Linked DNA regions of Mus musculus: regions 1 and 2 are each linked to region 3. A link is a loop called in an ENCODE intact Hi-C map of the cell type or tissue named here. Cell type or tissue: left cerebral cortex. All regions are shown on one strand. Each heading gives the region's core, and the rest is flanking DNA. Links, peaks and the distances in the headings are about the cores only.

What was found. Hi-C counts contacts between places; a loop is a spot of excess contacts. Peaks named below come from ENCODE experiments on the same cell type or tissue, not always from the same donor. Only the 100,000 strongest peaks of a DNase experiment are listed, where the experiment ranks them.
Region 1: a loop joins it to region 3, with 9 times the contacts of the local background. A loop is called at or near these places in 19 of 42 quality-filtered maps.
Region 2: it touches region 3 in a loop (2.1-fold over the local background); 19 of 42 quality-filtered maps call a loop at or near these places.

The regions. Positions count from the first base shown.
Region 1 is chr6:40,390,373-40,400,721 of GRCm38, reverse strand. It overlaps Agk (acylglycerol kinase), which reads right to left. Exons shown (of 16, transcript NM_023538.2): 14 at 7,999-8,069; 15 at 6,024-6,108; 16 at 3,960-4,997. The coding sequence ends at 4,860. Among named protein-coding and RNA genes, the nearest start is that of Dennd11, 41 kb to the left of the region's middle. In left cerebral cortex, for the core only: a CTCF peak has its summit at 7,268 (motif pointing right); a DNase peak (open chromatin) is centred at 7,308; H3K27ac peaks cover 361 bases.
Region 2 is chr6:40,377,048-40,387,396 of GRCm38, reverse strand. Agk (acylglycerol kinase) reads right to left here. Exons shown (of 16, transcript NM_023538.2): 10 at 6,114-6,193; 11 at 3,580-3,637; 12 at 436-583. Among named protein-coding and RNA genes, the nearest start is that of Dennd11, 54 kb to the left of the region's middle. In left cerebral cortex, for the core only: no CTCF peak of the experiment used is centred there; no DNase peak of the experiment used is centred there.
Region 3 is chr6:40,232,129-40,242,477 of GRCm38, reverse strand. The region is part of intron 3 of Tmem178b (transmembrane protein 178B); the gene reads right to left. Among named protein-coding and RNA genes, the nearest start is that of Agk, 88 kb to the left of the region's middle. In left cerebral cortex, for the core only: CTCF peaks have their summits at 5,437 (motif pointing right) and 6,218 (motif pointing left); DNase peaks (open chromatin) are centred at 5,417 and 6,224; H3K27ac peaks cover 620 bases.

The DNA of each region.
Region 1 (10,349 bases), core at 5,786-8,285, 160 kb before region 3:
TGTATACCTGTTATTAAATGTGCACAATGCAGGGATGGACCATCCAATGAAAAAGCAAACAAACCCAGACAGTGCAACTGACTAAAGAAAACAAAATTAACAGAACGCATTTAATAATGTGGGTCTAATAGCCTTCCCTAGCCCCATGGATGTTATGGTTAGAATGTGCAGCTACACAGTGTCTTAAGAACTAACACTATATTCTATTATTTCCTTACACCATAGCAGTGCCTTTCCCTCCCCAGTTGGCACAAAGTGGTCTACGCCGACCTTCAGACTCCTCTGTTGCTAAAGCATAAGCACACACAACTGCATAGGTAGCCTTATTTTTCATGATCTTCAATTATGAACTTTCTGTAGGTGCTGTGTGTCCACTCCGTTCATACACTGGTTTTACTCCAATGGGACACATAGGAAAAGGTCTATTACTGTCTATATTTAACTCTGATCTTTCTGCACTTCCTGCTGCTAAGGGTGTCACTTTCCCTTTCACAATGACAAAGGCTCAGTCACAGTGCAGGCCTTCTAGATAGAGTTCAAGGCCTTCGGGCACTAGCAAAGGAAATGTCCATGCTAGTATTAAAAGTAAACCATCCTAAAGACCAGGTAGCAACTCCTTAGAAAGGCAAGTGCTTTCAGTTCTCAGCTTGCAGCAGACTAGAGGAAGATAGAATCAAATTGTTAGCTGAAAGATCATTATTAATTGTAATGCAAATAGTATGGTTTTTCCCCTCTAATTTCAAAGCAATTATAAAAAAGTTGTTAGAATTCATAGTCATCTACTTTCTGGGCTCAAAAATAATAAATTAAAAAAGAATGTAACTGACACTGGATATCCTTATCTCACCAGAACTAATATTTACATGTTGGGTAAATAAACAAGTTAGGAACAAGAACATCCCAATAACATAACTGTAATTACAAAAAAATAATTATTCAAATAATTATTTCTTCTAATGTATACTAATAATTGTTAAAAACATTTGCTCGGTAATAAGTTAATACTTAAGTTATAGATTTACACATTTTACTGATGAAAAGCAAATGATAAATGATAATGGCAAGCATAAAAATAAACTGGTAAAATCACTTAGCTGGGGATATGGAACCTGAAGAGGCCACTTCCTGTAGCCAAGCAGGAACCCCAATGTAGCCATCAAGACATCCACAAAACTTTCAACTCAAAATTTAGCCTGTCTACAAGAAATAAAGGACAAGGGATGGAGCAGAGACTAAGGGAATGGCCAGCCAATAGCCAACCCAACTTGAGACCCATCCCATGGGCAAGCACTAATCCCTGACAGTATTAATGGCATGTTATGCTTGCAGACAGGAGCATGTTATCTGAGCTGACACAGACAGATGCAAGCACCTATAGTCGAAACAGTGGATGGAGCTTGGGGAACTCTAATGGAAGAACAGAAGGAAGAATTCTGGGCCCCAAAGGGGTAGGAACTCTACAGGAAGACCAACAAAGTCAACTAATCTGGGCCCTTGGGGCTCTCAGAGAATGAACCACCAACCAAAAACATATAGGAATGGACTTAGGCTTCCCAGCACATATGTAGCACATGTGCAGCTTGGTCTTCATATGGGTCCCAAACAATTGGAGCAGGGCTATCCCTGCCAAGCCTGGCATGGCCCTGGTGGGGACAGAGTGACATGGTTCCTGCCTAGGAACTAGGCAGGACAAGGCCCTGGTGTGAGAATCCATAAGTGTTGATGGTTGCTGTGGGTGTAAGCTTGTTTGTGTAAAAATGTACCTATTTTCTGGACCCACTAGCAGTGGAGGACTCTTCCTTCCAATGAATGTCTTCCCTGTTAACGTTAATAACTCCATAATAATGAAAAACAGCACAAGTCCAGGAGTCAAGGGTGTGGCTATGTCTCAGCAAAATGGTAAACGAGGGGACCTTCAGGATAGTCTTTAAGGATGTAGAGAGATCTCTAAAAACATGGGTTCAAAATATATAGAATTTCTCAACTATGTAAAAATATAAGGATGCAATATGAATTATAAGGCACTCACAAATCTAAAGGAACAAATATTATGAGTCAGTTTGTCAGAAAGATACAAAGATAGGCAGGTACAAATGAAGGCAGATTCCTGAGTTCAAGGTCAGCCTGGGACACAGCAAATCTAGGCCCAGTTGTGGTGGAAATGGTAATTTCAGGACAGGGTCCCACCCAACTAGCTTATTGTTTGTGCTTAACAAAGGTAGACAGATCTCTGAATTCTTTTGCAATGTTGAGGAAAAAAAAATGTGTGCTTCCTGTCTGCTAAGAATCAAAGGGCTGGGGGAATGTCAGGGCCAGGAAGCAGGAGTGGGTGGGTTGGGGAGCAGGGTGGGGGGGAGGGTATAGGGGGCTTTGGGGATAGCATTTGAAATGAAAATGAAGAAAATATCTAATAAAAAATGCCTTAAATAAAAAAAAAATTCAAAGGGCTGAAGTCAAGGGATGCTGATTCATAATCAAAAGGAAAACCTTGAGTAAATGATTGGACAGGATTGATAGGTAAAATAAAAGACTGGACCTTTGTTCCACAGGAAATGACCTATCCAGAGAAATTTTTAGGATAAAAAGAGAACTGCTTGGAGATATGCACACACAAGCACACATAAACACAAGCATGCACGCACACACACACACACACACACACACACACACACACTCACAAGCAAGCAGAATATAGACACAGAAATCTCTGAGACAGAGAGAAAGCGGAACATAGAAGCAGAATGGAAAAGCTATATCAAGCAGAACACAGGTCATCAGCTTGGATCCATGATTTGACTTCAAGTCATTCTTTGCACTGCTCCCACTTCTGTGAGAACCCCTCTCCAAGCTAAGCCTGGTCCTTGACATATCCCAAAAGCTGTTGCCTGTATGTGGGATATGTTCTTCTAGCTGGGCTGACTTGTCTGGCATCAGTGGAAAAAGAAGCACCTAGACGCAGAGACTTGATGTGCCAGGGTTGGGGGGATACCCAGAGCTCCCCGTCCCAACCTGCTCAGAGGAGAGGGGAGGGGTTGGGGGAAGGGTTGTTGTAGGGAGGTGACTGGGAAGGGGCAGTGAGCAGGATGTAAAGTTAATAAGTAAAAAAATAAAATTAAATTAAACAAGCAAATAAACAAACCAGCCAGGTCTCTGCAGATCTCAGACCTCATAAGAAGTTTCATTGTGCAGTGGAAGGCAGTTAATACAGAATGTTAACAATTGGCCAAGTACAGAGAATAAGTGTCGATGGACTGGTGGCCACGAGTGGGACATCTTCATCACATTTATCACACTCTCTTCATGCCAGGACTCTAGTATCATGATGGAAGAAGGGTAGGAATAGACTGTAAGAGCCAGAGGTTGGAGAGGACAGGGTTGATGGAGTGTCTTCTGGACAGGACAGGACAGGACAGGACAGGACAGGACAGGACAGGACAGGACAGGACGGCTCCATGCACATGCTGGCAGCAGCTGTGGCTGCCTGCACAAGATCGAGATAGTCAACAGTGCAGCGTGGAGGAGAGAGGGGCTCATAGCTCCTACCAACTGAGGAACTGTGTATGGACTGTAGATGGCTTCTGGAAGAAGGGCCGTTGTTTTTCCTTACGGGTGTGGCCATTGGTAGGTTGAACAACCTCTACTGGATGGCCTGACATGCACAAACATATAGACAGCACCAAAGTAAACTTTGGGTTATAAGACAAAATAATATTAGGAGGGGTGAGATGGATATGAGAGGAGTTGGGGACGAACATAAGGGTGAATATGATCAAAATATGTATAAAATTGACAAAGAATCAATAAAAATGTTATATTAAAAAAGAAAAAAATTCCTTTGTTCACAGTAGTATAGAAATATACCCAAGGGAGAAAAAAAATAATTTAAAAATTTCAAATAGTAAAACTCTAGTTTACTAGTTAATTTTTATAAATAAGGGGTGCATTTAGATTACACTGGATATGTTTAAAAGAATGATCAAACAGTTTTTATTTTTAAACAATATTTACACAATACTAGTAAGTACACTGACAAGTGTTTAACTTCCCATGGAAACAATAGATGTCAACACAAATATGTGATTTTAAAAAATATATATATATAATACATTTAAGTTTATGAAGTAGATTTAAAACACTTTCTCCCGGTATGGTTGATTCACCTGGGGAAGCAGTTTTTTAAAAATGAAGAACCCTAGCTTCCTGCCAGGTTGAGTTACAAAGTCAACCTGGGGGTAGGTCCCAGGTCAGTTAGTTTTCAACATGCGCCTCAGTTGTACACATGCAAACTAACAATGAGGAAGCACTAGTTTGTTTTAAAATAGCATTTTACAATACGTCTGCCATGGCTAAAGAGGGAACAACCTCACATTTGCTTTCCGGATGAGACCAACCAACCAAAGCAGAGAGCTCACAAAGGAGCAGCACCCATGAGAGAGCCCAGAAAGAGGGCGAGGCTCCCGGAGACAGCAGCTGCCTCCCCGGGGTGCCCCAGGACGGTCAGAGAACCGAAACAGGAACTTGGTCTACAGATTCCACTCTCCACTGTGGGACAATCACAAAACTCCAGCCCTTCCCAACTCAGGGAGTACAAGAACGTTCTAGACCCAGCCTGAGACAACCACTGTGTAAGAGGGATCAACTACCTCAACATAAGGAAAGCGAGGGTTAACAGGGTACTGACCACAAACAAGTGCATGACATGGTATGTGCTCTAGGAAGCAAACAGGAGGGCTGGGGGTACTTGCCATGAAAATTCCCTTGGGATCCTGTGACCCTCTGGGGACAGAAGCACACACATCCCCCATGTGGTCCCACTGGTGGCTTGCAGTGCAGCCTGGGAGTGCCCGCCACGCTGTCGCTCACTGGGATGTGCTCGGCAGCATTTGCTCTCTCTTCCTCGGATCACAGAAGAACCGCAGCTTTCTGGGCAGTAGTTTGACCTCCACCGGCATGGCTTCGTACTCCTCGCTGTCAATGCTGAAGGAGCCCTCAGTTCCCTAGAGAGAGGCGAGTACTGAGCACAACTGGGACCTTACTGGATGAGGAAGCGTCTGCAGAGGACTCAGCCTAACAAAAACCTCTCAGTCCTGACTGGTTCTGGAAGCATCAACTCTCTAGTCCACAGAGAGGGGTTTTCCTTTGAAACCTTCTATCTCAAGAAACACTTTGGAGCTTGAATAATATTAGAATTTTAAAACATTTATCAGAAGGCAAGAGCATTTACATATTATAGATACATGAAATTGTCAAAGAACATAATCAGGATATCCACTATGGAAAAAATAAATTGATTATAGGGCCAGAGACAATAAGTCTCCTTAGCAAAAGCAGCTGATACTCCTGAGAGGTACTTTGTGTCCACTGATTCATTTTCATTATTCCCTGAGACTCAGGGTCTTCAGACTTGGATGTGCCAACACTAGTATCATTAGACCCTGTGCAGTCCTGCCATAGCTCATTCAATTCAGCATTTGCTCCATGAAATTATGTTGGCCACACATGTCAACACCTTGCATTTGCCTACAGTTTCAATGCAGTACAGCAACAGCATGGCCATAACTCTTTAGAGGCCTGAGTAAATCTGACCTGGGGCCGCAGCAGTCAAGTTACCTTCAATTCAAGTACCGCCACTTCTTTATTCCTATTTACAAAAGTTGTTATTCTAAGAATGGTACTCTATAGCATACTTTACAGGAAAGATAAAACCCGATACCCACCAAATGGAAGATTCTTCAGATAATACTATCATAAACATCTTCTGCATTCCTGGCATGAAGAAGCAAAGGTTAGGGACCTAAGGATCACTTCGAGGGAGAACCTTGGCCTAGAGACGCTAAGCCTCAGAGGCCTGCTCCAAATCAGTAGCATGGAAGCGTTTGCCTTTCTTTTCTGGTCTCCTTTAACTCAGACCTGATAACGAGTTGTTAAACAGAAGGGACCTAAATGGTAGGCGTTAATATGGAAAGAGGAAGAAAATGGAGAAAAAGACAAATCAACTCAAAACAGCTTGTGGTCCATCTTACCTCAGGAAGAACCAGAGTACAGTGGCTGGCTTGGAGGCACTCGGTGCCAGCTGCACGCAGGCCAGGGTCTCTCACCTTCTTACTTCTATTAGTATAAGAAAAAGCAAGGTTGGAATCTTTGATGGCAACTGCAATAGACCTCAGAAAAGCCCACCGATGAGGGCAAGAAAGGCAGAGTGCGGAGACCAGGGCTCAGTGAACAAGTCTCCCTGGGATTCTAACCAGTGTTGGGGTACATTCTACGAGACTGACTGACTTGCTGTGGAGTGAGAACTGCATAAAGCTGCCATGAAGTTTCTCTCAATTTTCTTAATTTTAAAATGGTTCTACATCTATCTATCTAGTTGTGCATCTCAAATGTAAAAATTAAGATGTAATTCAGTCATTTGAGGAAAGCATCAAAGTTCTGTTCCTTGGTCCTTGTGATCCTTTATGAAGGGCAATTTATTCTGCTTTAGGGTAGATAATGCTTTTACCCTTATAAATAGTCTTAGCTATTTTCTCATCACTCTCCATAGATAACAGCCTCCTTAGCACACTTACCTTTGCTAAGTAGCCTTGGAGTAAAGCAATCAGACACAAACATGCGAGACCTCAACACACATGTACTCCATTTAGTTAATTATGGTAAATACAAAAAGAGAGAAAAGGATAGAGGGAGAAGTTTAAATCCAGCCTGAGCTACTTGGGGAGTTAAAGGCAAGCATGGGCTATAAGAGACTTTGTCTCAAAAAAAAATCTTTTGTTATTTTGAAGTAGCAATTTTTTCATGTATGAATTTGTCATCAGAGTTTCAGAACCAGCTTCATCAGGTTTCATTGAGATATTTAGTGGATGCATGCATTGCACAAATTTACTTCTCTTAAGGACCAAAGGGAAACTTGCTTAAAGAATGCTGAACATAATACCATTTAATTAATTGATACAGTGGGTTTTTTTGGTTTGGGTGTCAGTTTTATAAAGGAGATTTGAATATGGCTGCTCCCATTAGCTAGACGCACTTAAGATACTGTGCGATTTATGCACACTGTGGAAGGGACAGGCTTTTTTTCCTTCTTCCTTTTCCCATACAGCGAGAGTAATCAAAGGCTGCAGAAGGGACCATTCAGTATCTGAAGAATTTGTATCAAAGGCGAGAACAACACAGACTAATGAAAAGTGTGCTGCAGCCAATGCTGGAATAGATAATGATGCAGCCATGGAGACACAGTTGCTGCAGGAGCAATGTCCAATCCCTAAATTGGGCACAAGAGGGAGCACCAGGACAAAGCAAAGGAGGCTGAGCAGATTACGGGTTGGCATGGGAACGAACATACAGCTCCTTAGATACTTTGAGGATGTCTGGAGAGTTTACAGAATACTCAGCCAATGAAATTCCAGCCAAGGCAGGAGTTAACAAATCAGGCAGGACTTGGAAGAGTCTACTGTATTAGAAAAGGGGAAGCCTAGGAAATGTCCAAGTAGATATTCAGTGTCCTTTCAAGTTTGTCCTTGATGTTCTGGGAATGGGAAAACAAGGTGAATAGCATGCGCAGTAAAAGTCGCCGGGAAGTGCTACTCAATGTCAAAAGCCTCCTTGAGACTGACAAGTAGTCCTCAGGTAGTAGACATGATGATAACCTTCCATTTTACAGATGAGAAAGGACTCAGACAAGTCAACTGCCTTAGAGTTCCAGAGCCAGTGAGGAGGCAATCAAGCTCCCTGAGACTATAGATAGTCCTTAGCACGGCCTGAAACACCGAATTCTTTCATTTCAATGGAAAGGCAGACTGTTAACGTTCTGTTCTTCCCAAAATGAGCAGAGAGGGCAAAAGTACACATGCCAGCTCCATTCTAAAAAAGAAGGCCAGAATTCCCAGACAGACAAGGCCGTTGGCAGGTCTCCATCTTAGACAGACAGCACACTCTGGATAGAAAGGTTTGAGGACACCAGTTCCTTGATGAAGCCCCATTTCCTACAGACCAGGCACTTACCCTATGATTATGAAATCTCCTTTGCTGACAGTGTCAGGTTCAATGCAAATGTTCATAAAATCCTCTTTGCTCTAGAAAGATTAAGAATGGGAATGTTAAGACTTGGAAATTGGGCTAATGAAGCTGTCGCCCACAGGTGTCTGGGTTCTCTAAAATGTTCTAAATGCAACTGGAGCAGACAATAGCAACCTACTTATTTCCCAATAACGGTTGCAAAACTTGATGGTTCTATCCATACAAAGCTCTGAAAGCCTGATGCAGAAGAAAGTGCTATGAAAAGAGTCATGAATCCTGTCCCCCTCCTCAGTTTCCTGCTAGTCATTAGCAAGCAGCACCAGCCTAGCCTTCAGTTAAGCAATCCCAACACTTCTGTATGGCCTTCTTGGGGAAGTTCACAACTTGTAGGCCCAGGAGAGCATACACAAGCCTCTGTGAGCCACTGCCTGAGTTTCAAAGGTACCACTAAAGCACAGCTGTATCTCTCAACTAGGAATTACAAAACACATTGTTCTGACATAATGACCGCTCAGAATCTACATTTCACATTTCATCCAACTACCTACTAAGAGTCAGCCACATTTCATCAGCCCTCAGAATATTTGGGTTAACACAGAAGGAATTTTGCCCACAAAGAACTTACATTTCACTGAAGGGAATGCACAGAAAAATGAAGCAGTATATTACTGAATGTACAGAAACCGGGTATACTAGAAGTACATCAGACTATATTACAAAGTGTCATAAACAGACAAGGAGTCTGAGATTGCACTGGTGGTAGTACAATTTTTAAAAAGGATTTATTTCTATTTACTTTATGCGAAGTATGTTTTGCCTGCATGTATGTCCATGCAGCACAGGTATCCATGGAGGTCAGAGTTAGATGGCTGTGAGCTTCTGGGTGAAGACCTGGGTCCTCTGGAAGAGTAAGAATGCTCGTATGCTATGCAGCCATCTCTGCAGCCCCAATGACTAATATTTTAAAGAGAGACCAGGTGAGAAGGTGACTGATCAAAAGAAGCCCAGGAGGTCAGAAAGGAAGGAACACACTTATCAGGGGAAGCAGTTTTCACTGTTTAACAGGTATCCCTGGAGGGTTGATTAACATCAGGATTCTGTCTGTATTTGTTGATTAAAAGTTAATTTAAAAAACAGTACCTGCTATCATTCTCAGAGTTAGCTCAGTAGGACTGTTGTAAAGCTAAGAATTTTTATTTCAAACCATTTCCTGGTAATCTGATGTTGCCAATCTAAAGATCATACTTTAAAAAACACTATTTCTAGGGACAAGCCAAACATACAAAGGGAACTTTAGGTAGGGTTGTCCCTGAAATGTACAGACTGAGTGGTAGGGGAAAGAAAAATGGATGACTATAGTGGGGAAGAGTGCATCTGTATGGGTAGGGCTCTGGAGACCACTTTAAGGAAGGTGTCTTTTAGGTTGAGTGAAATGGAGAGGCAGTGGAAGGCTCTAAGGAGGGAAATGTTCTGGCTTGTTTGTAATAGGGTCACTGCCTGCTGTGCTAAGAATTGAGACAGGTCTAACTGCAGAGGGAGGCAGTGAGCCAGGACAAGACATTACAGAGAAATGAGAAGGAGCAGTGAAGGCTCAGTAGATGCCAGGATGGCATTGGAAGAGGTGAGGAAGAGGCTGAAAACTAACTAGTGACTAGTTCTAATGCCCAGGAGATAAGGGAAAGGAAACGGGCATGTTTAAACTTGCAGTGGGCAGCAAAGCCATGCTCCAGTGAGAATGGACATCAACATGTATTTTCTTTTAAGAACCAGAGAGAATTATGTGAAGTTTCTCTGATGGCCATTAGATTCTGCTGGGTGCTATAATATGGTAGCATGTTTGTGTTCCACTAAAGTCCACAGAAAATTGAATTCTGTGTGATTCTAACTTATTAAAATAACATCCTAGCTTGAAGGCAGCTGGCCAGTTGGGTCTATGGTTATCCTCTGCTGACAGCTTTCCTCAGCTTTGTTTAGAGGCACGGCTAGGTTACCTGGAAATGTCGAGTCTGTGGATTAGCCTCCAGATTTTGGTAGAGGAAATATAAGCCTGGAATCAGACTAATTTTGTCCATATGGAGAAAATGCTTTTTAAAGTATCAACACCCCAGGCCTGACAACAATTTTCGCCTTTATCTTGTGGGAACACACGTTTGGTCCTGTGATGTGAGTAAATTTCCCAGGACTGAGCCTGTTTCTTGGGAGGAGTTCTTTCTTCAACTCAGATAGTTTCTCACATACACATATCAGTGAAGATACAGACAAAGCCAACCGATCTCCGTGGATCTTGTCAATTCCTGGCTCACTCCGAGGCAGTTTTCTTTTATTTTGCTCTGAAT
Region 2 (10,349 bases), core at 979-3,478, 150 kb before region 3:
CTCTCTGTCCCTGCCCGCTCCCTCTCTCTCTCTCTCACACACACACACACACACACACACACACACACACACACACACGGGGGGGGGGGGGGGGGGTAGAGAGAGGGAGGGAGACTACTGAGCTGCTGGTAGTCAGCTTCCCCAGCCCTTTGTCCAACTCTATTCTTTATTTCATTTTTCTGTAAAGCAGGGATAAATACCAGGTTCTCTCTCTATGCCTAAAGCGTCCTCAAGTGAAAGCAGCTCACTAGCACAGATGTCAGTGACAAAGAGGACGAGGAACGGTGGTGCTTAGTCACAAGACACTGAAGCCTGTCCTGACAGCACCCAGGAGTCTGAATTCACCAGGAACTTATCTAGTACTGATTCTGGGAGTCTGCTCCAGGCCACTTCTAAGCTGAACAGGGCTTGGAATCTAGTCACCACATTGCTCACCATCCTGTGGCTGTGCCCAGAATGAGGCAAGCCTGCGTAATATTCTCCTATACAGAGACGGCCTGGGAGGAGTCTCTTCAGGCTCAATGGGAGGTCTCTCTCTAGGTCCCGTGTAAGAGATGGAGGCTTGATGAGTCTGAGGCCATTCCTGTTAATGAAGAAGAAAACAGCTTTCATCATGTACACATAATTCCTAACACAGGGGGCTTTGCTCTGCAAAGGTCAGAATTCTAATAATTTAATTGTCTCTTCAATGAGCAGAATTCTCCTCACTTGGGAATATGACGACTTCAAACCTTACCTTAAAAACCATGAACATAGTGATTGTGTATGTTCCCTAACATACAACAGAGAGAAAAACAAACTGAATTGACAACTACTGTTTACACTTACTTATCCAAAGAACAGAAATCAATATGAATGAGCAGAGTGGTCCTATGCTAAACTTACCCTCAATTTATCGATGGCACACAAACAAGTAATGAAATCAGTTGCATCAAACACCTACTTCAGTGCTGGTATCAGACTCCATATAGAGGACAGAATTCAAATCCAGCCTGAGGCCTCTTCATGCTTCAAAGCCCATCATTCTCACACAAGATATTTTATGATACATTTTTATCTATTGTTATTATTATTATTTGTGTGTGTGTGTGTGTGTGTGTGTGTGTGTGTAAAGGAAGGAGGGATCCCTAAATCAGGGCTTAACATTTATTGGAGAGTGGGGGAATCATACTGCAGGTATAGACAGAAACCAGTTAGAGGAGCCTATCAGCGACATCACAGACCCTCAGGCTCTGGCAGAGTCTCTAGACTCTTATGGTTAAATATTCTGTGCCGCCTTTATCACCTGTCCTCCTGCTTCATTTTCAGAAGCATAGCTTCAAACAGTTTTCAAAGCATATCAGGGAGAACGTCCTAGTTCTCTCCAATGTCACTTTCATTTGGTCCTAACTGCTGCTTCTCTACTGTCTCAGTGACAAAGGAAGCCCTTCCCCCGTGCAGGAACCCTGGATCCTATCCTGTCTGTGTATGTGCTTAGCCAACTCAGTCATCTTCTCTGTCTCCTTTCTCTTCACTTCCTGCTCCTCCCTCCCCTGCTCTGGGTATATGAAAACACAGCCATCTATCTGCTCACTTAAAAGCCACTGCTCTATTGTCTTCCTGTTTCTCTCAGGGTAGCCTTTTCTGTCTTCTCTTTAAAGTCGGGATTCCTGAAGAGGAAACCTTCTACCCTGACTGTCTGCATTTCTTTCTTTCTTCTTTTCTTCTTCTTGTTTTTCTTTTTGTTTTGTTTTGTTCTGTTCTGTTTTGTTTTTTGAGACAGGGTTTCTCTGTGTAGCTCTGGCTGTCCTGGAACTCACACTGTAGACCACGTTGTCCTCAAACTCAGAAATTCACCTGCTCCTGCTTCTTGAATGCTGGATTAAAGGTATGCCCCACCACCACTTCCTATTAACTCTAGGTTAGCCCCAGTCTGTGGTCTTCCCAGCTCCCATCTGCCTGCCTCAGAGCTGCTTGTATCTTTTCAGCCATCTACCCCCTGTGGCTAGTTGTCACAAATCCCCTTAACCCAGTAAATCAAAACTCTAGAAGCTTATAATTAATCAGTCAGATTTATATATCAATAAATTCTCAGTTCACAAGATGGCCACACAATGATATCAGAGCCAATTGATAAAGATACAAGCTGACCACCTAGATTAGACAAATTATCCCACTTATTCTATACTTTTATGATATTCATAGCTACATGTGGCTATTTAAAGCCACATGGAATCTGGATCTTCTTCTTCCTTCATCTTCCTTCCTTCTCTCTCTGTCCCTGTCCCTGTCCCTGTCTCTGAAACTCTTAGCTCTGCCTCTCTTTTCCCCGTCCAATCACAGGCTTCTTGTTGTATTAATATTTAAATTAGTTGGGCAGGAAAAATTCTGCTACAAATAAGCAATTGATAAGCAATGGATGGAAAGTGTTTATAGGATCTAGAAGGCCACCATTTAAACATACAGCTCCTGCTTCCCAGGGTATTGCTACTTAACCAGTGAAATTATTCTCTATAACAATAACACTTTTTACTAATCAGTTTGAACTTAGGAGTAGAACAATCTTGCCTTTTCAATTTTTTTTAATTATGTTGTATTTACTCCAAGTATTTTACTAACTTTTAGTTTTTTCTTTTAATTTTTTTCAATCCAACTGGAATTTCTTAGAGCTACATTTTTCAAAGGATATATTATTTTATAATTAGAAGAAATCAGATAACTCCAAATGTTAACATTGGATTCTAGTTTTTCACAATCAATTTTCAGATTAGCCAACATAAATTATAACTATACTGCTTTGATCTGCATGAAAGATAAACAGAGTATATAGCTCACCTATTGAGTGATTTTTCTTTTAGGTTTTTCATTAATATGAAATTGTTGAACTTTTTTTCTATGCCTCCTTACTCTCTCATTAGTAATCAAACCCAGGGCTTTAAATATGCTGAGCAAGGTGCTTTATCACTGTGCTATACTACAACCTCAGGCCTTATTACTTACCTTTTAACGTATTATTATAAAGAGAGCACAGCCTGGCAGAGCGTTGTGACGAGGGAAGTGTTCTATACAGTACTGGCGAATATAATAAGTACTACACTTATTTAACCAAAACAGTTTGAAACCTACTGATAATATATACAAGCCTATATAATTAATTTATCTATAATTCATTACAAATCTTCAGCTCACTGCCAGGTACTTCTATAGATACACATATTAATAATGTAGGCATTTGCTCACTCTGTTCAAGGTTTATCTGGTAAAGGTGGGTGAATGAAAAACAAAGGCAAGTATTCAAGATAAAGCAAACACAGGTTTGGCCATAGACAGAATGATGAATTATGGATGGATAGATGGATGGATAAGTAGAGAGAAAGAAACAGACATCGGGGTAATTGATAGATAAACAGATAGATACGAGGGGTACTTGTCTATCAAAACAAGAATGTTTTCTGTAATTATATAAGTCAAATGTCGCCCATTTTAGTATTGGAAAACGTGATATGGGTCTGTAGTAAAGAATTAATATCTCAAATATAGACATGACAGAGAAACATCAAATTAACAAAGGTCGTGTTCTATATTATAAATTGCATTTACCTGAAGAGTGCTGAAAAAGTGGGCTGCTTTGGTTTTTAGTGGACCAAGATACCAGTACCTAAGAAAAACCAAGAATAAAAATGAAAAGAGCTGCTCAAGTGCTAGATAGCATCCAAGACAATCAAATCATCAGGAATGGACCTCTCCTGTAATCGGCTGCTCTGGGGGCTTAAGGATTGTGGCATAACACAAAAGTAATACACTTTGAGCCTAAATGTTAATGGCACATCTAAGAATATACACTTAGATGGCAGAACAATTCCTGTAGTTAATAAGAGATATAGAGCTTACGTCTCTTTGACCCCTAAGTTTATAAGTCGTTATAATATAGACTTTTACCCACAGAATAGGGTGAGTATACAATCAAAGAGTCACAAGGAGAGAGCAATAAAGCCACACAGAGAGAGTGTATTATCAAATCAAGACTGTATCCTGTATCTCGTGGCCCCTCTCACACAAAATGCACACACATGCATAAACCAGTATATATTTATATTATTCATGTTATATAGCTTTAATATGGCAAGTGCAAGTCTCAGAGTGAAAACCTATTGCATATTGCTAAGTGCATGAAAACTACTAAAGAGGAAGATGCCTAGTTGCAACTAGAAAGTGATGTGGCTGTCACTCTTTAGACTCATCTCTGACAACACCCATGCTACTTTACTGATCCTGACTGATTCAGGTAGGATGCCTTTAGTTAGCTCTTGTTACACAGATGGAGAAAGTTGTAGAAAGAATAAACATATAGAAGAACACAGGATAAACTTCCTACTTTTGGGCTTATGAGTTGAGAAGATAACAGACTCCAAATAATAGTAAATTATAAGTGACTGCATATGTTTTGCTATAAACTGATCACTATTGATAAGAAAAGTCAGGAAGGACTACAACAGCATTAGAGTGTGGCCATACTGAGAAATGTACAAAGGCTAAAGCACAGGTGGGGCAGAAGGAACTGGGAAACGGACTGAATCTAGACACATCAAAGATCAGAAAAAAGAACGTTAGGCTAGAAGAGGCAGAACAGCCAAAGAAAGGGCAAGGTTTAAAAATAAAAACACAGAAGAACTGTTCATTAGGGATAATGACCTAATTTCCTAGAATAAAAATTTATAGCCAATGTGGAGCCACGCTAAATTATCACTCACGTTGATACTGTGGTAGTATTTACCAGGGCCTTGGATATTTGATATTTTATGGTGTTTTTAAAGCTTTTTGGTTTCTCTTTTTGTGAGTTAGCCAAGTAGAAACACCCTGACTCGGGTGGTCTATTTCTAAAGTTTAAGCAGTTCCTTGCACTTTTTCCAGTAGTAAATGTTGACACAATGCTTGCAGTCTTCCTATGGCTAGCAAGGGAATGTTTCTTATTTCACTCCAAAAGTGACTCAGTGGTCAGTCCTAGCCAAGGTATAATATCACCACCCACAGACTTTGAAACTCATCGACCAGAGTTGGAACAAGCAGATGAGCTATTCCTAAGACAGCTGACCAGCACTAGTGCTGAACTGTTGATCAGAACACTTGGGAAAGCAGTTTGTTCAGAGCAGACTTTCTCAGAGGAAGCTAAGCAGTTACTCTCTGTGAGCTGTGGGAATCTGAGATGAGCGATCAAGCACAAGGTTATCTGTGGAATCAATACAACCACGGCCCATTTGCAAATGGCTGTGTCCTGTAAAGAGATCCAGCAGTCCTCCCCTACTGGCATTCCACTGTCAGGAATTTCATTACCGGGGATAACAGAATGAAATGTGGGAGAGATTTCTGGAAAGTTTAGCAGTCTGGCCCTTGAACTGCAAGAGAGGTTCCGGATGAAAGAGCAGTACATGAGAGCAACCATCACACAAATAAACTCTACTAAAACTGTAAACCCTGAGCTGTAGGCAAAAGAGGATGCCTCCACCAGAAAAGAGATGAACTTTGCCTGGTGTCTGCTTCAGTCCTGCCTCAGAAGCCCAACGACACTACCCCTCCACACCTCTTTCAGAGCCAGAAGTTTCAACCTACGAAAGTTTCTAAAACTAAGCCTATGCTTATGAAAGCCAGTGGTGGCCCACTAATCACTCTTCCTGAGCCCGTTCTTCCTGTCAGCAAAGCCTGACAACCATCTCCTGTAAGAGAGAGCAGCCCTTAGTCTCTCTACCTGTGAGTGTTCTCACATACCTTGCACGCAGCCTTCTGACCAACTAGGACTCTACGGGCTCCCTGAGGCTGAGGTCCAGGCAACACCTTGGGATTTAGCTAAGAATGTTGCTGCTGTGTGATAAGCAATGCCAGTTTCCCTTCTGTTGTTTGAACCTATGGCAAATGTGTCTGCAAATAGATATGTACTCTTTTCTTAATGGACCTTTCCCTATCCTTTCTGACTATAGAATTCAAACTTTACCTGGCTGTTCCTATTGCATTATCAATACCTAATTCAACTTCCAGGCCTAGAAGATTTACTCCCAGACCAGTGTATTTAAAAACCTCAACAGCAAGGATGGAATAAAACTTTTAAGGACTCATCACATAGAAACACAGTAATCCTTTACTTGCTAACTTTGACGCCAGCATCTCTGAAAGATCCCCACCGGAGGCCAGTCATTGCATACACAGGTTGTTCTTTTTCACCCTGGAAGTTAAATACAATTGATTTAGATTTGTGCACACAGTAATTTATAAGTACCTAGAAAATGTTGAAATCACTGGTATGTGAAAATCTCATCACACCAAACATTTTATATGTAAGTTCAAATGTTAAAGCAATTAGCCCTATGGATACATGGTAGGAATGCTTGAATGATCCACACTTTAAAGCCGATGCAATCTTATGTATCAGTTCTCACAAATTAAGGGAACATATTAGCTGCAATCGGAGCCGCAAGCTTCCAACAGCTCAAAACTGATAGATACAAGGCACCCCCAACCCCATTCTAAGAAGAGGCACAATACTACACACAGCTCCTTGGTTTGCTGAAGAACAGAAGGACCAACCTGGATTCTCCCATACCATCACTTTTCCACCACAGCTAACATAAGCCAAAATTAAGACCTGGGGGTAGAGGAGAGGTCTTAGAGACAGCACACTGTATCTTGTGCTCATGGGATCAAGGGCTCCTGTAATCCCAGCATTAGTATCACTCCCATTTCACTGTGCCAGAGGCAAGCAAGAGATCTGTGAGAAACACACACATTCCTAGGAAGGAGACATGGACCTCTCACTCCTTTGCTGTGTACCTGTTCATGCAGTGGATTGGCTTTTCTGCTCCCCAAATTCATATAAGCAATGGCGAGAATGAACTAGGGGGAGGGAGGGAGGGAAAGGGGGAGAGAAAGGGAGAGGGAGAGGGACAGGGACTGGGAATGCAAAGCAAGCAAAGAGGTGCTGCTGAGAAACCAGCTGACTGGTATCACAAGGACATGTTTGTCTCTAAGTGCCAAGTAGAAGAACGTTCTTCATTTGAGAGTTGTGGGCTAGGGCACTCAAGTATGAAGAGGCTATGGAGAGTGCTTAGCCTGAGAACTAAAGTACAAATTCAAAGAAATGGAGCTAAAATAGATTTCCAACCTCAAAAAGCACGTACAAAAATGTATACAAAAAGAAATTCACATATGAAACCATAAAAGACCTAAGAGTAAGGCATCAACAACCAACAGGGAGATATAACACTACCAGTTGAGCCACCTCTACTTCCTGCCTAAGCTATGGGCTTTTTAATTGACAGGTGCAGCGTCCATGCAATGCACAGGTGATCTCTTGTGATGTGCTCTAACTTTTGCTCACACTCTGGCTGCTGAAAACAAACCACAAGGAAGCAAGGGTGTAAGGCAAGGTCATAGAGGGCTCTGAAGTAAGGTGAAGGTGACCATGGTGGGACCAAGAGAGTGAAGGCAAGATGCTGGTCTCTGAATATGCTTTGAAGATGGAGGCAACATGTTTTCTTGACTATCTGTGTTCTTTTATTTTTTTTTAAAATAGGTCACATAAGGAAACACATCTGGATTTCCTTATCAAATTGAACATTTAAAATAAGATGTGAACACACAGTGAACAGTGCAAGCTAAATTCTAGTTCATGATTTATTGTACTTTTGAACAGTCTCCGGCTTATGTAACGTGGAGCTTATGGAAGGAAAGACTGACATTAAGCACTGTCTATGATGTCAGGCTTTGTTGACAGAGATTTTCTCCACATTCTGAAAGCAATTTTCAGAAATAAGGAGAAAGAAAAAAAAATCAATTAAACCAAACTGGTTCCTCAGAAACTAGGGTAGAAGCTACTGTTCCACATTTTCTAAGAATTGATTAAAATGTTTGTGCTTCCTGGGCTGTGTCATTAATATACAGAGATTGTGAAAAATCTGACATCAATTTACAAGATCAGAACATGAGAGAGGGGATTAAGACTAGAGATATTTAACAAGCATAGTAAGAATTTCCAGTTACATTCAATTTATTCTGCAATTACCTCTAACATATATATAACAAATACTAAATCACTGGGTTATTCGAAGTACCTCCTCACTCACCTCCTTTGGTAATAATCATATTTTACAACAATGTCTTTATATATAAAAATCTCTACTTAATCATCGTCTTTATGTTTTGTGAAAACAACTTAGCTGATTACATGCTAAAAGATCAATTGCAATTTAGACTATGATTAATGAGATCATGATGGAAAGTCTAGACATCACTGCATGAAGAAAAATAAAAGGAAACTTGGTTGTAAACTTGCAAGTTCACCAATTATAAAGACATACTAGTAAACTGCATATAGGTTAAGTGTCCCTTGCCTGAAAGGCATGAGGCCAGAAATATTCCCAATTTTTGGGTTTCTTGAATTTTGGAATATTTGCAAAAACTACTGATTGAGCATTCCTACCCACATCAACACTGCAAAATCTGGAATTCTCTAAAGCTTCCAATTTGGGAACACTTGGCATTTAGATGTTCAGACTAGGGATGCTCAACCAGTGTAACAGCAACTTTCAGGGTTAAACTTGGGATCATGGCACAGTATAGATCCCTACAATTTTTACAAAATCAAAAACTGAGTGAACACTACATGTTCATCCAGGATGGAGCAGGCGCATCTTAGGGTCGGATGTGGGCAAACACAGGGTTCACCATTGCAGTGTGATTCAACTCTACAACTCTGCCATTGAGACATTTGCTTTATTTTTTCTTTTTAATTAGATGAAAAAAAGAATACTTGTTTAACTCCTGTCAAAAAAAAATATATCTTTTTTCTAGTATTTTAAACAAATGTTGACAAAAACTTAGAAATTGCTAATGAACCATTTCTCTTTCATCCTGTTTTTTTATTTTGAAAAATAATGTAAGGCAAAACTCTAAATAGTACAATGTATACTACTTATGCCTCTCACCTAAAGTCACCATTGCCAGTCTTCTCCTTGTAGTCTGATCTCATGTTTGTCTTTTTATCTATGTGTGTTTATTTGTGTGCTCTGTGCCATGTCCATGCAGTGCCCACATCTCCAGAAGAGGGCATCAGATTCCCTGGAACTGTAGTTTTCAGCAAGTTTTGAGCTGTTGCATGTAAGTACTGAGAACCAAACCTGGTTCCTCTAAAAGAACAGCCAGTGCTCTTCTGCAGCCCCGTGTATGTTTTGTAGTGTTGCTAGATTTGCTGCTGTAGAGATCAGAACTTTTGGAAGCAATTATCTCCCCCGAGCAAAAACTTGCATGGGAGTCACTCTCAAGGAATCAAAGGTAAAAGGCAGAGTGTAAAATTCAGGCTGTGTACAAGTATCTTTACTTGTCCGAACAACATCCATGATTACGATTGGTTTTCATTCTTCAAATGCAGTATCCTTTACAAGAGTCTTACTTTTTCATCTTGAACAGACTACTTACTTTTGTGGATTTTTTTTAATATTAACATTTTAAAGCAAGACAGACTAAAATGTCTAAAATGACACACAGTTTGGCTTTTTCTGATTACTATCAAGTGATTAGATTGAAATTAGCTGACATTTGGGGCAGGAGACTATATGGCGACATGGCACAACTCTCAGAACTATATAGTGGCATGGCACCACTCTCAGAACTATATAGTGGCATGGCACCATTTTCTTCCCAGAAAGCAGATACTGTCATTTCTTTTCATGAAAGTAGCATATTCTAGATTTCTCTACCTCAAATCCATACCTACCCCTTTAGCGGCTAAGTAGATAATCTGGAGAATGCTTGTAGATTTGTTTCCCTATAGATATCGTGCATTGTGTTCAGTTTCTACTGATGATCTCATCGTAAACTCAATTATCAAAATGGTGACTTAATAATGTTAATATTCTATTATTCTTTCTATAATTACAACATGACAATTCTTCTATATTACCACCAAGACTTCAGTGACTATCTATATATCTATCTTTCTTGTCAACTAATAATTTTGACATGCAAACACTGACAGCCTGGCTCTTCAATGTCTTTTGTGATGTCCCCATTAATTTCCGAGTGCTTGCTTACCTCAAACTTACTCTCCCTTTATTTCAGGTTGTTGTTGGTGGTCACGTTTTGTTTTGTTTTAAGATAGCAGTAATTAAAGACCAAAATCTGCGTGCCAAGTATGCGTACTGTGAGGTATTTGCTTCCATGCCCTTTAATTGGCACAGCCAGCAAGCCTATTTCTAAAACAAATTATCCTCTACAAATAAGAAAATGTTACACAACTCAACAGAAAAATGGAGAGTTACAAAATTCAGGAAGCTACAGAAAACGTTGTTCTCAATGTGAGAAAGAGTGGAAAGATAATCTACCAA
Region 3 (10,349 bases), core at 5,181-7,680:
CTTACTTCTTTTGGGGGGAGCGGGGTGGGGTCACTAGATATTAACTTAGGGCTTTGTGCATACAAAAAAAAAATACTCTACCACTGAGCTATATTCCAAGCCTTCTTTTTTTTTTTTTTTTTTAATGCTAAGTTTTCCAGGCTGGACCTGAACTTATTTTATAGCCCAATCTGGTCTTAATTCTGTAATACTTCTTTAATACTCCTGAGTGGCTAGGATTACATGTGTGTGCCACTGTTTCCATCTCTATTGTACTATTGAAGACTGGCATCAGGCAGCTGGCTCCTTCCTATCCACTTTTGTCCACTAAAGTTCCAGCTGTGCTCTGCCTTCTGCCTTGTTGATGCATGACACCGATAGAATGGATGATCTGTTGGTGGTTGTTAGGAGAAAGGGTTCTACTGAAGGAGAAATAAAGTCAGTCAAAGTTCAGATCACAGAAGAAGAAATACAACCAGGCAGTGAAGATAAAATGTGTTCAATGTTATCCATAACCTAAGCGTTGGAAATTCAAAGCACAGGGGCTGGAGAAATGGCCCAAAAGTTAAGACCACAGAGGATGCAAGTTAGGTTCCCATCACCCACATGGCAACTCACAACTTCCTATAATTACAGTTTTGGGGATCCTAGCCCTCTAGGGTACAGCATTTATGTCCACATCCTCCAAATACACACACACACACACACACACACACACACACACACACACACACACACACACACCATGCACATACATAATAAAAATATAGGAGTCAATCTTTAAAAAAAAAAAACGGAAGAAAGTAAATAAGAAAATTCAATAAACAGTGATAGAACAGTCTATCAAGTTAGCAAAGTTTTGTTTTAGATTTTTGGGATCTCTTTCTCTCTCCTTCCCTCCCTCCCTTCTCCCCTCCCTCTTTCCCACCCTCCAAAGTGTCAGCCCTCACCTTTGCCTTTATCTCAGGCAGCATCTTTCATTGACCTTGTGTGTGCTAAGTGTGCTAAGTTATCCAGCCAGGGAGCCCAAGGTACCTGCCTTCCTCTCCTTCTCTAGTGCTGCCCATACAAGCGTGAGGACCACGCCTGCTTTTATACCTGAGTTCTGGGGTGGAATGCAGTCCTCACATTTATGTAGTGAGCATTTTACTGACCAAGCTACCTTCTCACCCTCTGTCTTGCTTTTGTTATTCTTTCTTTGTTTGTGGTTTTGTTTTATTTGTTTTTTTAAAATCTATTTTAACTAATAAGGGCACTGGAAAAAATGGACTATCCTATAGCTCTATGGAAAATGAAGGCTGTTATTGTTTAACAGAAAATGATTGTTAAAACATTCATACTTTTGATCTATTCATTTCTCACCTGGGGATAAAGGCCAAGGTCTGAAATTGTTTATGTGGCAAAGAGTGGCTGGGGAGAAAAGTCCCACACAAGCTCAAACATTCTGTGAATGCAGGCTCTGGGTCGAGAAGCTTGCCCTCTGCTTAGAGGCACCCCAAAGGACTCCAATCTGTGCTCCTCCCAAAGACCACTGAGAAGTACAGAGGATTGACTGTGTGTAAGGAGGCAGCTAAGAGAAAACAAGGTCATTACAGGAGGCATGGGGTAGTCTGGGGAAGTGGGAGCAGAGCCAAGATGTCCTAGTTAATAGATTAGTCAATGACTACAAGAATGGTCAGGTAGGTGTGTGTGTGTGTGTGTTTCTTGTGATTTTTCTTTTTATCCTGTTTGTTTTCTAAATAGAGAGAAAGAAAGGGTGTGGAGTTGGGTGGGAGGGGAGGTAGAAGGATCTGGGAGGAGTTAGGGAGAAACTGCGATCAGAACATAGTGTGTGAACTTTTTTCTTCAGTAAAAAATTATTATGTGTAGAGAAAATGGGAAGTAAGGTATCAGGATGACTTGGATACAAGTGACATAACTAAAATACATGGGTATGTGTCATGTGGTAAATATGTGTGCAAGTGTGTTTATGTGCTTATTAATGCTTATACCAATATCTGTGTGCACATGTATTTGCAGTTCACATATGTATATGTATGCCAGGCTTCGAGTTAATACATTTGTGTCCATGGTAACAGGAACAGAACACATACACCTCACTCATGAGAATAGTAGCCCCAGACCTGCTGAAGTCATGAAGTGCCGTGGCTCACCGATCCCAAGGTCCTAAGGACCAGGAGACCTCTGATGGCTCTCAAGATGATGAAGTCTCAATACAGATTTTCCAGATCAGAACTGCATGCTTATTAGCAGAGGAAAGAGGGATGTACCTCGACATAAATGTCATTCAATCTGAGTTCTAACAGACCAAAGCTGCCTGCTTATGCCTTGAGTACTACAGATAGTCTTCCAGTTGCTGACCTGTAAGTTCATTAGTTAGTATGCAATTTGTAGAACTTGTTAACATGTAGATTTAGGATATATGTTGGTTTCAGTGACAATCCTCTCCCCACTTACCCTCTGGTGCTTGTATGCTTGTATAGTTGGTGTCACTGTCTGGGTAGGTTTAGGAGGTGTGATCTCGCTGGAGCAAATATGTCACTGGGTGGGCTTTAAGGTTTAAAAGCCACATGGCATTCCCAGGTCACTCCCTCTGCTTGTGTTTTCATTTTAAGATGTGAGCTCTCATCTTAATGTTCCCACTGTCATGCCTGCCTGCTGCCAGGCTTCCCCACAGTGATGGTGATGGTCTCTTATCCCTCTCGGAACAGAAGCCCAAATAGAGCCTCCCTCCTCTAAGTTGCCTCCGTCATGGTGCTTGATCAAGCAATAGGAAGGTAACTAAGGCAGGATAGATTGGGTTTTTGATAATATTATGCACACACAGTACAGTATGAAGCACCATCCCACAGTGGGGTTAAGTTCAAATCCGACCTGCCTTTGGGTCATTCTGGACACTAGGAATCATGGATCGACCATGCGACGGAGAATCCTGAGATGGAGATGTAAACCAGGTCAGCACCTTCCATACTGAATCTCTGGCAGTGTCAGAGGTCACATAGGACTTCATAAAAACTTTAGAAAACAGAGGTATTCGTCCTCAGTGGCTTCACCATCCTCTTCACTAAACAAATGAAGGACTTTGGGAGACAAGCTGTGGGAGGGAAGATCCACACCGTGGGAGAAAGATGCCAGGACATACATGGGAGACCTCAGAAATGAGTCTGTATTCCACTTACTCTAAAGGAAAAACAGAGTATACTGCAGACTTTGTCCTTCAACTCCCTGTGAGCACTTAGTGAGAGGCAAGCCGGGAGTCAAGAAAGGCAATTGGGATTCCAATGGCAATCGAGTATTGGTTATAGCAAAACAGTGAAGGACAAAGTCCCCACCCTCAATGCACCCTTCCCTTTGGGGTGGAGCTCTCTCTGCACTGCTGATACCTAGTGCCTACAAGTGTAGCCTGCCGAATACAAATTCAGGCAGCAGCTGCAGAGGGTGAGGATGGGGTCTACATGGTTGCTAAGCAACATCAAGTCCTGGGGAAAGGAGTGGCTTTGCCATGGTGGGTGGGGTAGGGGTAGTTGCTGGGCAGTGGGCTTCATAGAACCAGAACAGCCAATCAACAACATTTGTTTGTCTTTTGTTTGGACCAATTACTGTACTAGATGTTGATGAGAGAAAAGGGAGAATAAGATATGACCCCTGCTCTAAAGGGTCTTTAATTAAAATGAAAGTAAAAAGCAACTTATGATGTAATGGAGATATAAGCCATGCATGAATGAAAAACCAAGAATAAAGCAAACATAACACCAGACAGGGGACTGAGGGAATTGGGCTTGTTGTCATCAGTTCTGAGCCTTTGGTTCCTTCTGAGAAATCAAAGAGCTGAAGCAGAGACTAAATGTTTCCTCTCTGGGGAACTTGGTGTAGCAGGGTCCAGTGGATTGTAAACACCCAGAGTGGAGTGGGTAGAGCAACTTCAATGTAGACGGTGGTACTGGATGAGGAGTGTTTCCGGGGGAAGCAGGGGGCAAGCCTGGTCAGGAACCCTGGTCCCGGGGCTTCATGTCTAATAGAGAGCAAAGTGCTAGATACCCAATACACCTCTCAGCTGTAAGGTGCTCAATGCTACCACCCAAGCCTGGGTTCCATGTTATATCAACTCCCATAATAGACCACTGGCATTTTGACTTCTACTTCTGCCCTATATAAGAACCAATGAAAACGTAAAACTAGCCAAATTATGTTATGTCTATCCTGTTAAAAAACCTTCAACAGCATCTAGCAATGCAACCTAGACTTCTTTTCTCCATGAGGAGAATCCCAAGTGGATTCTGTTCACCTACCAGAGTAATTGTCTGGCTTTGACCACACAGTCCTACATTTGAGCTATGCTAAAAAGTGTGCTGTGATTTTAAACTAGAGAAGCATGCTTCACAATTGGGCCCTTGCATGGGATTTGTTGCCCAAGATGGCCCTGAGTTTCTGGTTGTCAATTCATATGTCATCCAGAGAGACAGAAAGAGACAGAGACAGAGAGAGAGAGATCTCGTCCCTGTCTTCATGTAAGTAGCACCTGCTCTAATGGTTTTCAAATAGTTTCATGTGTAGATGTTTTTAGAACTGCCACTAGGAAAGAGGGGAGAAGCGTGAGAGACACCCAGACCTTTCTCCTCTGTTTGAGCAGAAGAGCTCTGCTTCGATCTGTTTCCATGACAAATTTCACTGGGAGAAAGCATTCCAAGACGAACGCCAGTTAAAGACCACCGACATGCTTTAGGTGTGCCGCCGCATGGGCCATCCTTGAGACAGCAAAGTCCAATGGCTGCTCTATTAATGACAAGCCCATACATTTGGCAGAAATGTCTCACAGTCTCAACCCTCCTGCCTGCTGGCCCTGCAAGAAGTCTCTGACTTCTCAACACAGTCTCTAGGCAGCCAGCCATAGCCAGTCAGTCCCAGCTGGTAGGAATGAGAAATAAAACCTAATTAGCCTCTTGGTGCCAGGATTCTTGCTGCTCCGGGCTCAGAGTTCAGGAGTCCAGTTAGAATCAGATATGGTGCCATTCCAAGAAGCTACGCTGAGAGTTTACACTAACAAGACCTGCTGGCATGCAGACGGTGCCAACCCGCAGACCCATACTGTCTGATGCCCCTATTTGTAAACTCTACCTGCAGGCAGGAAGCCACAGCCCAGGAGAGCAACTGGCGGTATGTCTGAGTGCTACCGTGGCTGACTCGCCCACAGCGCCTACTCCCTCTCTTGTCTATCTCAGAGTTCTTCCAGGAAGCACACATCTAACGCCACTTTGCAGCTACCCACCCTGTGCTGCATGCTCCTGTCTCTGAGCCCTGTCAATGCCTGGCTACCAAAAGGACAATCTAGTTCAGGGTTCAAAAACTGTTGATCTAAATGATGCCCTTTAGTCCAATAAGGGCAAAGGAGGATATGGGAGGGGGCGAGTTGCCTGCGTGTTTGTCTATGCACCAAGTATATGCAGTTCCCACAGCAGCCAGAAGAGGGCACAAGATCTCCCAGGACTGGAGTTACAGAAGGTTCTGAGCTGCCAAGTGGATGCTGGGGGATCGAACATCAGTCCTCTGGAAGAATTTCCTGCCCAAATTCCCAACTCCTGTTCTTACTTCAAATCCGTTTCCCCCTTCACCTCCTTCCCATTACTACCATCTCCAGTTAATGTTTCTGGCTGCCTTATCTAGAATCGGGCTTTCTCTCTCGCTAGCTGACAGCCTCCTCCTGTTTAGATACCTCTGGGTTTCCAAGCTGCCCTGAAGCCAGATGTTCGTGTGCTTTCCTAGCTATTTCCTGCAGTCTTCCCAGGTGTGTCAGCTTTCACTTGTTTTCACCTTGCAGGTTCCTGCTTTCCCTCTTGGACTACATCACACACTCTGGCAACAAACTGCTCTTCTCTGGCCAGAAATTGCCCTAATACATGACTGAGCTCTCCCATCCCAGGAACATGGCATGTTCCTCTGGGAAAACAGAGAGCTCAGTGCTACTCCTACACTATCGTGCGCACATTTTCACCCAAAACTCAACTGCTGGAAAGGGAATCCCTAAACTAGTATGTAAGTATATTTAAAGGTGGAGCTGCAGGAAGAGTAATTAGAATCAGATAAGTGGCGTTCTCGTGAAAAGAAGAGGCTGGAGAGATGGCGCAGCAGCTAAGAGCACCTGGTTACTCTTCTAGCAGACTGGTGTTCAATGCCCAGCATCCAGCATCCACGGCAGCTCAGAACTTTCTGTAACTCCAGTCCCAGATCTGGTGCCCTCTTGTGGTCGCTGTGGGAACTGCAAATACTTGGTGCACAGACATAGAAAGCAGGCAAAATCCTCCTACACACAGATATAAAATGTCTAAAAACAATTTTTAAAAAGAAAGAGGAAAAGTAAGTTGAATAAGCAGCTTTGCTCTGGCCAGATGATGTCTTCCACCCTGCTGTGATGCAGAAAAGGGAGGCCTCACCAAAGGCTGGTGCCACAGTTTTGGACTTGGCAGCCTCCTGAATCATGAGTCAAATAAGCACTCAGTTTGAGGAAGTTATACGTTTCACTTTACAGCGTACGCACATCTGGAGAAATGCATCATTATGCAATAGTAGCTGCAAGAATACCACGAAAGTGTATGGGAACAGGAGAAAGGAATTTCTCAGTTTCAGTCTGATCTTTTAGCTTCAGTGTCATGCACCTGGCCTATTGCTGACTACAAAATCAATATGAAGCTGCATTAGTTAACATTCCTCGTTGCTATAGAAGGATGTCTGGCAAAAACAACCTAAGGAAGGTAGGTTTTACTTGGGCTTATAGTTTTGACACCCAGTTCATCATAGCAGGGTAGGCATGGTAGAAGGTATATAAGGCAGCTAGGCTTACTATAGTCTTAGTCAAGAAGGGGGAGGGGGAGAAAGATACTGGTGTCCATCTGGCTTTTAATCCAGTCAAGAATCCCAGTTCAGGGGCTGGCGAAATGGCTCAGCGGGTAAGAGCACTACTGACTGCTCTCCCAAAGGTCCTGAGTTCAAATCCCAGCAACCACGTGGTGGCTCACAAACACCCGTAAAATGTATAATAATAAATAAATCTTTAAAAAAAAAAAACCCAGTCCATAGAAAAATGGTGCCAACATTTCCAGTGTGGCCAACTGTCCCAGATGTCCTAGGAGTTATAGGATGGAGTACCTAGGGTGTGAGACTTTCTGTACCAACACCAAGAAGCCCTAAGCAGACTGACTAGCCACACTTTCTACTGAAATTTTCAGGGTAGTGTTATCTACTCTGGAGGCAAGAGGCAGACCGTAGTGACTGCATCATGGAAGTACCATGCCTCAGTCAGGACAACACGGAAACACAGATCTGTGGAATGTGTTGCCAATGTTAAGAAATTCCCATCTGGAGACTGCATTGTTTTGGAACAGGTATCTCTTTTGTTGCCCTGAAATGTTACCAAGAGCACTTAGCCAGCAGCCCAATAATACTTCCATCTCATCCCGGTACCGCGGGATAAGACCATGGTCAGTAAGCATGATATAACATTTTTCAAGCTGGCAGGCACAACCATAGTGTTAACTCCTCACTCAGGCCACTTCTGAACATGAATTGTAGGTGCATAAGGCCAACAAAATGGTGTCGCCTCTGTGTTAGCTGCTGTTAGCCTACAGAGCAAAGGGAGGGGATCACATGTGGTCCCACACCCCTTAAGGATGCTCAGAGAAGCCATGGCAGTAATGCCACAGCAATGGACCCTGTGGAGAAATAGCATCAAAATGTAGGCCTTGGGCTAGGCAACAGGAATGCTCTTACTAATTCAAGAAGCCATCTCCTAGGAAACCGAGGCCCAGGGTTCTTACAAGAATCCAGATCAGTTACATATTGTGTACACAGGCATTTCCCCAAATATCTATTTCTTGTGTGACCAAGATGTGCCCAAAACCTCACTGGCATGTAATTTCTCCAGCTTTCTAGAGCTAAAGATCCATCTGTGTGACATTTTTCTGCTCCCAGGAATGAGGGATGACGTCTTTGTGTCCCCAGCCCTGGCCTGTTTCCCTTGTTCCTGTGAGGGAGAAGGCCTCTGCTGCTGCAGAAATGCCCTTGTAGGCATGCAGGATGGGGTGCCTGAGAGGCAGCCTGTTCCCTAAGATCACCCCTCAGTCCCCATTTGATCTTTAAAACTTTAGAGGTGCAAATCAGCAAAGGGGGGGGGGAGGGAGGATCCCTCCTCCAGCACTGAGCATTCATTCCGGGAAGCTGAGGAACACTGGATCCCTCCTTGCCTGAGATTAAACGCCCCAGCAGCATTCAGCTCTCGAGAACACTTTTATAGCTATGCTCAGACCTGCAAGGAATATAAATTACGGTTGAATTATACACCATTGCATCATCAGCCATCAACAGGCAGGTCACAGGGTTTTACATCAAAGGTGCCTTTGGGACTTGCTGGGATGAGGCAAGAGATGTTGGACGTGTTTGGGAAGGGAGCGTGCGGCAAGGAGAGGAGACCTGCGTTGCCTCTTCTGCAAGCCGTGAAAATCGTCCAGGCTGAGACACTGCCAGGAGCAGAACCCAGAAACACCCAGGACAGGATTTCTCTTTTTATTCCCGAGGCTATATCTTTATATTACAAGGCTGTTCTGTATCCCAGCATGTTTATGCTACAGTAGTGCAGCATTCCAAGTCAAGCAGCTATAATAACTGGGTCATTCATAGACTGGCATCAATTCTAGAGAGAATAGAGTTGGCCACTTGTTTTGATTTTTTGTTTTGTTTTGTTTTGTTTTTCGAGACAGGGTTTCTCTGTGGAGTCCTGGCTGTCCTGGAACTCACTCTGTAGACCAGGCTGTCCTCGAACTCAGAAATCCACCTGCCTCTGCCTCCCAAGGACTGGGATTAAAGGTGTGTGCCATCACTACCTGGCTAAAAATTTTTATTTGATGTATATACATGTTTTTTTCCTGCATGTATGCACGTATATACCATGTGTGCTGGGACTGGCAGAGCCCAAATTGCAAATCAGATTTTCTGTAACTGAAATTATAGGTGTTTGTGGGCTGCCACATGGGTGCTGGGAACCGAACCTAGATAATCTGCAGGGGCAGTAAGCACTTTTAACTGCTAATCTGTTTCTCCAGGTCCCACGTGGCTTTGAAAAAATATTTTGTTTGTATAACTGGCCCATCCAGACTGCCTCTGCACACACACACACACACACACACACACACACACACACTCACACACATGTGCGTGCACCAAAAATGCCTGTTTCTAGACTTGATGGCCATCCCATAGCTAGGACAGACACAAAATGTACCCATTTGAAAGGATCACTGGTTGGAGTGCTGAGTTCCTTGTAACCCCCTCTCACCTGTGTTGCCTGTGCTCATACCTGCCCAAATACATAGATGCTGTTACAAACTCGCTGGCCCTGGTGGCACTTACACTAAAGTCACCCTTTAAGCACTTGTGAAAACATCTAGCGGGGTGATCAAAGGTAGAGGGATGAGCTGAGCATTTCCTTACAATGAGAAATGGCCAAGGTCGAAGGGTCGTTGCCAGGATTCAGACCTTTCCATCTGCTACCCAGAGTCCCTGAAGTTACATCCTAAGGGGCTTTTCCTCCAGTGCACCTTACACAAGATAACCCACAGTTCTTCTGAACCCCAAAAGCTTCCACTATCTCAAACAGGCAACTCAACAACCACCTAGAAGCTGCCTCTGGGTTTAGTTTGTGTCCAGCTGGATTGAGGTTTTCGAGGGCCAGGTAGTGGAGGTGTGTCCTGGATTATACACAAGGGGGTTTCAACCTATGGAGTTTTCATTTCATATATTTCTATATTTTACTTTTTTAATGTAGATCTTGAAACTTAAGAGGAAAATGAAATGGATATGTACCTGATCCACCTAGTCTCTGGAATGCCACTTAAACCATGATTTTATTGCAGAGGTGTTTGTGAATCTCCATCTGTTGGAGTTTCTCTCCTCTCTCCTCTCTTCTCTCTCCTCTCTTCTCTCTCCTCTCTCCTCTCTCCTCTCTCCTCTCTCCTCTCTCTCCTCTCTCTCCTCTCTCTCTTCTCTCTCCTCTCTCTCTTCTCTCTCCTCTCTCTCTTCTCTCTCCTCTCTCTCCTCTCTCTCCTCTCTCTCCTCTCTCTCCTCTCTCTCCTCTCTTCTCTCTCTCCTCTCTCCTCTCTCTCCTCTCTCCTCTCTCTCTCTCTCTCTCTCTCTCTCTCTCTCTGTGTGTGTGTTGTGCATGCAGGAACTCACACACCCATGCCTGAACTATACCTACTTGTGATTCAATTGGTACCTTGGGTTTCAGGAAGCATTTTTTTTAGTTTTTCAGAAATTCTGCATCAGAATAATACCTTCTCCGCAGGATTATTTTGAAGAGCGATAATAATACATGTGAAAAAGCT